2 separate regions of the Homo sapiens genome follow, and region 2 is linked to region 1. The links are chromatin loops, found by intact Hi-C in ENCODE. Cell type or tissue: natural killer cell. All regions are shown on one strand. Each heading gives the region's core, and the rest is flanking DNA. Links, peaks and the distances in the headings are about the cores only. Region 1 overlaps CDK17 (cyclin dependent kinase 17). Region 2 has its middle 16 kb from the start of CFAP54.

Region 1 (5,390 bases), core at 307-5,306:
TTTCACCATGTTGGCCAGGCTGGTCTTGAACTCCTGACCTCACACGATCCACCCACTTCCCAAAGTCCTGGGATTACAGGTATGAGCCACTGCACCCGGTCTCTTATAGACAGCATTTAGGTGGATTGGGTTTTTAAAAAATCCAGTCTGACAATCTCTGCCTTTTAATTGAAGAGTTTAATTCATTTACATTTAAAATACTGATAAGGAAGAACTAATTTTTCTAGTTAGCTATTGTTTTCTGTATGTCTTATTTGTTTCTAACTCCTTAATTTTTTTATTTTTGCCCTTTTATTGCACTTTGCTAATTTTTAAAATAGCATACCATTCTAATTCCTTTGTTTTTTTTCTTTTCTGTAATATTTTATAGTTAGTTTTTTAGTGGTTACCTTGAGGATTATAGTTAACATCTTAAAATGATAGTAACCTCATTTGAATAATACCAACTTAGTAGTATATAAATAGTCTGCTCCTGTATATCTCTGTCTCTTCCCTTTTATATTGTTATTGTCACAGATTACCTTTTTATATTTTATGTGCCCAGCAGCAGATTTATAATTTTTTTTACCTTTTAAGATAAATGCAAATCAAAATCACAATGAGATAACATCTCACACCAGTCGAATGGCGATTACTAAAATGTCAAGAAACAACAGATACTGGCAAGGTTGCGGAGAAATAGGGATGCTTTTACACTGTTGGTGGGAATGTAAATTAGTTCAACCATTGTGGAAGACAGTGTGGCGATTCCTCAAAGATTTAGAACCAGAAATACCATTTGACCAGCAATCCCATTACTGGGTATATACCCAAAGGAATATAAATCATTCTGTTACAAAGATACATGCATGTGTATGTTCATTGCAGCACTATTCACAACAGCAAAGACATGGAATCAACCCAAATGCCCATCATTGATAGACTGGATAAAGAAGATGTGGTACATGGACACCATGGAATACTATTCAGCCACAAAAAGGAATGAGATCATGTCCTTTGCAGGGACATGGTTAAGGCTGGAAACCATTATGCTCAGCAAACTAACACAGAAACAGAAAACCAAACACCTCATGTTCTGACTTATAAGTGGGAGGTGAACAGTGAGAACATATGGAAACAGGGAGGGAAACAACACTTAACTGAGGCCTGTCGGAGGAGGGCAGGGGTAGGGAGAGCATTAGGGAAAAGAGCTAATGCATGTTGGCCTTAATACCTAGGTGATGGGTTAAGTGCAGCACACCACCATGGCACATGTTTACCTATGTAACAAGCCTGCTCATCTTGCACATATACCCCAGAACTTCAAAAACAACAACAATAAAATAATTAAAAAAACAAGAAAAGCAAAAAGTTAAAAACCAAAAGTGCGTTAATACTCTCTTTTATAATTACCTGTGTAATTACCTTTACCAGTGTTATGTCTTACGTCCTTTCATTATAGCCTGAAGGTTTCCCTTTATCTTTCTTGTAGAGTAGGTCTACTGGTAACATACTTCCTTGGCTTTTATCTGGAAATTTCTCCTTCATTCTTAAAGGATAGTTTTGCTGAATATAAAATTCTTGGTTGACTTTTTGTTTTCTCTCTGGATTTAAAATATGCCGTTCCTATTGCTGCCTGGTCATCACAGTTTATGATGACACATCAGCTGTTAATCTTACTGAAGAGCCCATGTATATGTCTAGTTGCTTTTCTCTTGCTGCTTTCAAGATACTTTATTTGTCTTTGGGTTTCTACACTTTGGATATAATGTGTCTGAATATTGTATCTCCTTTGAATTTATTCTTGGATTTATTTGAAATTTTTGGATGTATGTATTCATGTCTTTCATCAGCTTTGAGAAGCTTTTCACCGTTATTTCTTCAAATATTTCCCCCTTTCTTTTATCTTTGGGGGCTCCTATGCTGTGTAGGTGGGTACACTTGATAGTGTCCCTGTCCGGTAGGTTCATCAGGCTCTATTCATTTTTCTTCATTCTTTTTTCTTTGTATCCCTAAGACTGGATAATTTTAATTGCCTTGTCTTCAAATTTGCTAATCATTTTTTCTGCCTGTTCAAATCTGTTGAACCACTCTAGTGAATTTTTAAATTGTAGTTATTGTAATTTTTAGCTTTGGAATTTTTGTTTGATTCCATTTTATAATTTCAGTCTCTTTACTGATATTCTTGTTTTGCTCATACATTGTTTTCCTGATTTCCTTCAGCTCTTTGAGTATATTTAGGACAGTTGATTTAACATTTTTGACTAGCAATTCCAAATTCTGTGCTGCTTCAGGTTTCTGTCAAATGCTTTTTTTCTTAATGGGCCATGCTTTCCTGTTTGTGTGCTTTGTGGTTATTTGTTGAGACCTAGCCACTGTAGTACAATGTGGTAACTGTGGTTATCAGATTCTCCCACTCATCAGGCCTTTCTTGGCTAGTTGAAGGCTGTTGTCATCCCTTTGTGACTTTCCAAAACCATTTTTGCAAACTGTGTATTTCTTGTGTGTATAGTCACTGAAGTTTCTATTACATTATCTCTGTAGTAAGTCAGTGACCTGACAATGATATAACAATATCTGGTTTAAAGAAGAAGGTGCTGTCTTATTAGATCTTCCAGTAGATGCAGGTGCGCCTCCCCTGCCCGGTAGCCCCAGAGGGCCTAAATAAAGGCAAGCATCTGCCTCTGTGCCTGTCTCTCAGTGATCTGCCAAACTGACCAAAATATTCAAACTTGAATTTTTGGAGGACAAAATTCTCCCACTGCCTGCTATGGCACTAATAAGTCGCTCCAGAGATGGGGGCTGCTATTCCTTACTGTTGTGGCAAAGCTGAGAAATGGGGAATGGTAGCTACTGGTTTGCCCATGTGAGTCAAGATCAGCAGCCTCTGCATGAAGCACTTTCCTGGTTGTTTTTAGTGTCTAATTAGGTTCCATACTTGGAAGATAGTTGATTCTTGTTGTTTTTCCAGTTTACTGGTTGTTTTTGGTACAAGAACCAAGCTCTAGAGCATTCTTCTCTGACATTTTACACCTCAAGTGTCATAATAAACTAATATTGTCTTTCTTATGGTATTTTTGAATGGAGGAAAATCTTTGGTACATTTCTTTTTTTCTAGTTTGTGTGTTTCACTATTCATACTATCAAAAGAAAAGAATCAGCCTCAGATTTGAACACATCAAGGATTAATTTTTTTTTTTAAGACAGAGTTTCTCTCTTGTTGGCCCAGGCTGGAGTGCAATGGCACAATCTTGGCTCACTGCAGTCTCTGCCTCCTGGGTTCAAGCGATTCTCCTGCGGCAGCCTCCCGAGTAGCTGGGATTACAGCATGCACCACCACACCCAGCTAATTTTATATTTTTAGTAGAGACGGGGTTTCTCCATGTTGATCAGGCGGTCTTGAACTCCCAACCTCAGGTGATCCGCCTGCCTTGGCCTCCCAAATTGCTGAGATTACAGTCGTGAGCCACCACACTTGGCCAAGGATTAAAAATTTTAAGTGTTTGTATAAAAAACCTATAGCATGATTGAAATTTTAATTCAGTGCTCTGTCAGTGTTTTGTACAATCACTTCATGGTTTTGTTTGTTTGTTTGTTTGTTTGACATGGCATCTTGCTCTGTCACCTGGGCTGGAGTGCAGTGGCATGATCTTAGCTCATTGCAACCTCCACCTCCCAGGTTCAAGCGATTCTTCTGCCTCAGCCTCCCAAGTAGCTGGGATTACAGGTGCACACCACCACGCCTGGCTAATTTTTGTATTTTACTTTGTGTTTTATGCAAATAACAACATTGTCTCTAATGAAAAAAGTTTAAGTTTTAAACACTGGTTATTCCTCATTCTGTATGATTAGCTTACATGTCCTAGAGTGTGTTGGGTATTTGTCATGGCTTAATTATTGTGGGGAAAATAACAGAATATTTGCTTACATGCCACTTAATGAGTTCACTTTTTTTACAGTAGTTTTTATTTATAGTCATCGTTGCTGAAAATGTTATGAAGAAATAAATCTGTCTTTATCTCTGTTTGATATTTCAGAAAGACTGACAAAAGCAACATTACGTGGAATAATCTTAGTTTCCCAATAAATCCTAGATTTTATTCTTCACAATACTTGATTTGTTCTACGTGTATGTTTTGCTTATTTACCTAAAGGAAAGTCATTTAGTCATTTAAAAACAATATTTAGCCTTTTCTTTAATATTTTGCAATTATTAACAAAAAATTGTTTTAAGAATATTTCAAAAACATAAACAGTGGATTGCCACTCTAATAAGTCCTTTTATATTAGAGTAGCTTGACTATAAGGTGAAATTGTATGCAAAGAGTTTCTTACTGCAAGTGCTGAGAAAACCACACTATAACACCATTTTTACAAGTAAAGACTCATACTAGAACATCTAGTTTGGGAGTATTTTTAGCTGTTATCTTCTTTTAAAACAGTGTATGGTATGCATATTTTTCTATTCCTAAGGCCCAAACTGAGTTGGCATTCTAGAATCATTATCTATATTCCTTAAGTAAATAGAATTCTTACCTTTCCTTAATTGTATAGCAGATAATCCAAGAACAAGTTTAGCCCAAGGCGAAGTAAGATAATTCATTATATTTGCATGTTCCTTTTATGTACTTATTGTTGATAACTGATTTTTGAACATTTTCAACTGTCTTTAAATGGAGAGTTATATGCTGTCATTCTGTAACCCTTTACTGCCCTTTTACCGTTTTAAATTTGATCTAAGTATTACAAAAAGCTAGAAGTGTTTTTGACATCTAGAAAAACATTAGTTTTGCAGTACACACACGTACATATATGAGACGTGTGTGTGTGTGTGTGTGTGTGTGTATGTATATGATAAGTGCTATGAGTAAAAACTAAGGATAGAGGAATAGAGTCAGAAAAGGGCCCTCTGAAGAATGACATTTACACTGAAATGTGAATATTTAGTCATTTACCATTAAGTCACACTGTTTAATCTATCTTAATATTCATAGAAACAATAGCGTAGGATGATGGCCTCCAGATTCATCCATTTATTCTAAGCAAACTAATGTAGGAACAGAAAACCAAATACTACATGTTCTCACTCATAAGTGGGAGCTAAGCAATGAGAACGCATGGACACAAAGAGGGGATCAACAGACACCGGGGCCTACTTGAGGGTGAAGATTGGAGGAGGGAGAGGATAAAAAAACTACCTATTGGGTACTATACGTACTACTTTGGTGACAGAATAATCTGCACAGCAAACCCCCATATATGCAGTTTACCTCTATAACAAACATGTTCATGTACTCCTGAGCATAAAAGTTAAAAAAAGAAATGATAGTGTAAAGATCTTCATAATCTCAAAAATTTTTATTAAACTGATAAAATATTTTAACCAAACTCTTGAGTGTTCCAATTTTAGA
Region 2 (5,390 bases), core at 184-5,183, 130 kb before region 1:
GTAACAAACAATCCCATATCCCCATGGCTTGCAAAAACAAAGTTTTATCCCTTGCTCACATTCCTGAATAATGTGGGTCCCAGGCTGAAGGACCAAGCCATATCTGGGACATTGCCAGTCTCAGGGCAGAGGGGAGAAAATGATAGAGGAACAATTCAGGGCATCTTAAAGCTTTGTCTCCAAAGTGGCACCCAGCACTTGCACTCACATTTCATTTTCTAAATCAACTCAAATGTTCAAGGCTGCTCTCAGTGGGGCTGAGCAGTATAATCCCCCACAGGGAGAAGCACCTACTATTTTGAACAATAATACCATCTACCAGAGTATCTTAAATTTAACATCATTCAAAGTAACAAATATCTTTTTCCCAACTTACTCCTCTCTCCTTCTTTCTCGGTCTCTCAGCAAGTAACAGATGCCATTAGTGGAGGCTCCAGAATTTTCATACTAGAAGAGGGTTAAAAGCAATTAATGTCTTGCTAGAAGAGGGCTGTGGCAATTAGGTTAGAAGGAAGAGCTAGGAAACTAGTTTTGAAGCTGCATCTTGTTTTTTTGTTTGTTTGTTTTTAAGACAAAGTCTTGCACTGTTGCCCAGGCTGGAGTGCAGTGGCGCGATCTCCACTCATTGCAACCTCCGCCTCCCAGGTTCAAGCGATTCTCCTGCCTCACCCTCCTGAGTAGCTGGGATTACAGGCACCTGCCACCACTCCCCACTAATTTTTTGTATTTTTTTTAGTAGAGATGGGGTTTCACTATGTTGGCCAGGCTGGTCTTGAACTCCTGACCTCGTGATCCGCCCGCCTTGGCCTTATAAGCAAACACATTGTTTTCATTTAGATCGTATGATCATTTAAGTTGGCTTGATAGAGCTGATGGAAATTATGAAGTGGCCAATGTTCCCTCAACTCACCCCCTTGGCCCTTCACTGGATACCACCATTCAGTTACCCAAGCAAGAACAATGGTATCTTTGAATCCTCTTATTCCATTTCCAGTCCCAGTCTCTAGACCCGTACTTGTCCAATTCAACAGTCACTAGCTACCTGTGACTAATGAGCACTTGAAATGTGGCTTACCCACATTTAGATGTGCTATAAGTGTAAAATACACAACCGATTTTAAAGACTTTGTATAAAAACGACATGTATATCTTCATAAAATTTTATATTGATGACATATATATATATATATATATATATATATATATATATATATATTTTTTTTTTTTTTTTTTTTTTTGAGATGGAGTTTCGCTCTTGTTGCCCAGGCTGGAGTACAATGGCATGATCTCGGCTCACTGCAACCTCTGCCTCCCGGGTTCAAGCGATTCTCCTGACTCAGCCTCCCAATTAGCTGGGATTACAGGCATGTGCCACCACGCCCAGCTAAATTTTTTTGTATTTTTAATAGAGAGGGGTGTTTCTCCATGTTGGTCAGGTTGGTCTTGAACTCCCAACCTTCAGGTGATCCACCTGCCTCGGCCTCCCAAAGTGCTAAGATTACAGGCATGAGCCACTGCGCCTGGCCATATTGATGATATTTTTAAATGACAATATTTTGAGCATATTTGATTAAATAAATAAATTATTAAAATGAAGACTACTTCTTTTTACCTTTTTTAGGTGGCTACTAGACAATTTTAAATTACACACATGGCTCTCATTTTCGGCTTGCATTGTATTTCTATTGAACATTGCTACTCTAGGCTGTCTTTTCCTCTTCATCTCCACTGTCCCAGCCTTAACTTAGGCCTTCATCCTCTTTCAAAAGGTTTTTGGGAGGGTTTTGTGTTTTTGGTTTTGTTTTGGTTGGTTTTGGTTTTGATTTTGAGACAGGGTCTTGTTCTGCACCCGCGGCATAGTGCAGTGGCATGATCACAGATCACTGAAGCCTCAATCTCCCGGGTTAAAGCAATTCTCTCACCTCAGCCTTCCCAGTAGCTGGGACCACTGGCACGTGCCACCATGTCTGGCCTTCAGTGAGGTTTCTGCAAAAACCTCCTAATCACTTTTTCTGCCTCCAGTCTGGCCTCTCTCCAACCCATTCTTCAAAGTGGCCAGAATGATCTTTTTAAAATGCAAATCAAATCACGCAAACTCAACCAGTTTGACATCCTTTCATAGGTCTCCATTGCCTTTAATTTTGTATCTCCATACAGAAAGCCCTCCCTAATGATCTAGACACTGGTTTTCAACCTAGGGTCCTTCTAGCCCTGGAATACACCAAGACTTTCCAAATGTATGGGCATGTCTGATTTCAGGAGAGTCCATTTCCAGATCCTTGACTTTTGTATTCTCTGCATATTTATTTACCTTCGAAGGCACTTGCACTCAAAGTTCTCTTCTCTCCTTCCCTTCCACCATTGCTCTAATCTCCTAACAAAACAAAGGCATCTGGAATCTTACTATGAGTCATTGATGGAACAATTAAACAATTTATTTAAGCAAGGCACATTACAGCCTCCTTACACGTTGTAAGATGTATTGACAATATAATATTTATAATATGCTATACACTTATTTTAAAATATGCAATAAAATACAGAATTTGGGGAATATTTTTATGGGGCAAAGTAAACAAAAAGTTTGAAGACAACTATGTAGTTCATCTGTGATGACACCTCACCCACGCTACCCATACCACCACTAGCACCACCACCCCACAACGCTCACACCTTCCTATGTTCAGCTTGATTCTGGGGGCTCAGCCTATCAGCCAATCTCAGCCTGGTAGCCTCAGAACATTCTCCCTCACTCTTTCCCCAGTTCATTATCACTTCTTGTTTCTGCTTTTTTCATGGCATCATCAGAAGAGGTTACTTTTCAGTTTTGCTATGCAGGGAGTTCTTTGAATTTTCTCTTATTATGTGAACTTTGACTTTTATTGCACTTTATGAAATGACCTTGAAGGAAGATGCAGGTATTATTTATCTGTTCAACTTTCATTATCATTGGAGTACTCTTTGCCAAGACTTCTCTTTTTTCAGCAGTCAAAGAAAGCTGTTTGTTTTTCCCAAATTGGCATTATTTTTTTTTTTTTTTTTGAGATGGAGTCTGGTTCTGTCACCCAGGCTGGAATGCAGTGGCACCATCTCAGCTCAGGGCAACCTCCATCTCCTGGGTTCAAGCAATTCTCCTGCCTCAGACTCTCGAGTGGCTGAATACAGGTGCACACCACCACATGCGGCTAATTTTGTATTTTTTTTAGCAGAGACACAGTTTCACCATATTGTCCAGGCTGGTCTCAAACTCCTTACCTTAAGTGATGTGCCCACCTCAGCCTCCCAAAGTACTGGTATTACAGGCATAAGCCACCGCGCCCAGCCCCTACAATGTATTTTTTTTTCTTCTTTTTTTTGAGACAGTGTCTTGCTCTTGTCACTCAGGCTGGAGTGCAGTGGCACGATCTCGGCTCACTGCAACCTCTGCCTCCTGGGTTCAAGCGATTCTCCTGCCTCAGCCTCTTGAGTAGCTGGGATTACAGGCACCTGCCACCATGCCCAGCTAAGTTTTGTATTTTTAGTGGAGACGGGGTTTCATCATGTTGGCCAGGCTGGTCCCGAACTCCTGACCTCAGGTGACCCACTGGCTTCGGCCTCCCAAAGTGCTACAGGCATGAGCCACCACGCCCACATGATTAGTTTTAAGTGTTGCTGAAACATCTGTTTCACATAGTTATTACTCAGGATTTAAAACAAAAAACAAGAGACACCAAGATCTGTTAAATTCACGTAGTAAATAAACAGACATGTTTACCTTGTGCTGTTTAGATTGACAGCTGCTGCTTATTTGTTCCCTCATTGTGGTTGTTCTCTGCTGTCACTAAATTCACTGCCAAGGTCACTGTGGGAACAGTCACAGGGCATATAAAAGAGTGGTTAGGGATGTGGGCTCCAGGGCCAGAGTGTCTGATTTAGCGGCCTTGGTTGTGTAACCTGGAAAATTCATTGAACCTCTCCGTGCATCAGTTTTCCCATCTGTAAACCGGGGATAATAAGGACAGTAACTACCTCATAGAGTTGTTATGAGAGTTAAATTAATAAAACTATTGAAGTGCCTAAAATGGTGTCTGACGCAGAATATGCACTGAATAAATAACAACATTTTTTAAAAGTATGTGGGTCAATATCATATTTGACACAACTCTTAATGACTTCAGAATTCCCCTCATGATCCAGAATATTTTCAAGCTAACATATCAAACTTCTGGATTTTAACCAATAATCCATGTTTCTTGCATTGCTAAAGGATAAATAAAAATTGACACTAAATTCTTCAAACCCAGAAATTCCAAAAATTTTATGTCCTCAGGGACTCACTGTGTCCTGAAGTGCAAGGATGTGGACTATGGGCCCTGGACCAAATGATTAAGTTCAAATCTGACACCACAACATTGCTTGCTGTGGAACTCTGACCAAGTAACTTAACTGGCTATGCTTCAGTTGACTCATCAGTGAAATGGGGAGTGCTAGACATTTGCCTGTTTGCTTCCAAATCCATTCCTTCCCTACCCCTTCTCTGCTCTGTGTCACAGGGAACTTCATCTCTCATGCCCTTCCCAATCGGGTTCTAGTTTGATTTGGTCAATAAGAGGCACCGGTAAAAAATTTGAGAGTGAAAGAAAGAGAGAAGCCAGAGTGTTTGTCTCTATGTCCTCAATAGCTTAGGGCAGCAGCTCTAACAGCCTGATCCCTGTATGACTCCAGTTCCCACTGGCCAGGCTCTCTGTGATCATGGTTTGGATGAGCAACTCCTGGCCTCCCTTTGTCCCTCTGGCATGCCTTCCTGCTGTTATTAATGTCTAGGATGCCTCATTGTCCTCTATTTGGCTTTGCAGTCCTCCCATATAACTAATTACTCACATTAAATTCCTATTCTTGCTATTTAAAATAATTTATTGTGGAATTTTGCCTCCAGAAAGATGGAGTGGATATACTTTTCCCTATTCTTCCAACAAAGTACAGATAAACATCTTGGACAGTATGTGTAAAAAAGGGGCCAGGCACGGTGGCTCACACCTGTAATCCCAGCATTTTGGGAGGCCAAGGCAGGAGGATCACGACGTCATGAGTTCAAGACTACCCTGGCCAAGAGACCAGCCTGGTCAATATGGTGAAACCCCATCTCTACTAAAAATACAAAAATTAGCCAAGCTTGGTGGCAGGTGCCCGTAATCCCAGCTACTTGGGAGGCTGAGGCAGGAGAATTACTTGCACCTGGGAGGTGGAGGTTGCAGTGAGCCAAGATCTCACCATTGCACTCCAGCCTGGGCAATAGAGTGAGACTCCAACTCAAAAAAAAAAACAAAAAAAAAAACAACAAAAAGCAGACTCTGAAAGGAGGGACCCAAGCAACAAGATGGCAGTGAGTTTTCTTTTTGCTTCACATATTC

Evidence for each region. A loop is a pair of places that touch in the nucleus more often than their neighbours do. Peaks named below come from ENCODE experiments on the same cell type or tissue, not always from the same donor. Only the 100,000 strongest peaks of a DNase experiment are listed, where the experiment ranks them.
Region 2: it touches region 1 in a loop (2.1-fold over the local background); 2 of 110 quality-filtered maps call a loop at or near these places.

What each region holds. Positions count from the first base shown.
Region 1 is chr12:96,340,753-96,346,142 of GRCh38, reverse strand. The region is part of intron 1 of CDK17 (cyclin dependent kinase 17); the gene reads left to right. Among named protein-coding and RNA genes, the nearest start is that of CDK17, 57 kb to the left of the region's middle. In natural killer cell, for the core only: no CTCF peak of the experiment used is centred there; a DNase peak (open chromatin) is centred at 2,372.
Region 2 is chr12:96,470,882-96,476,271 of GRCh38, reverse strand. No RefSeq gene overlaps it. Among named protein-coding and RNA genes, the nearest start is that of CFAP54, 16 kb to the left of the region's middle. In natural killer cell, for the core only: no CTCF peak of the experiment used is centred there; a DNase peak (open chromatin) is centred at 2,681; H3K27ac peaks cover 2,361 bases.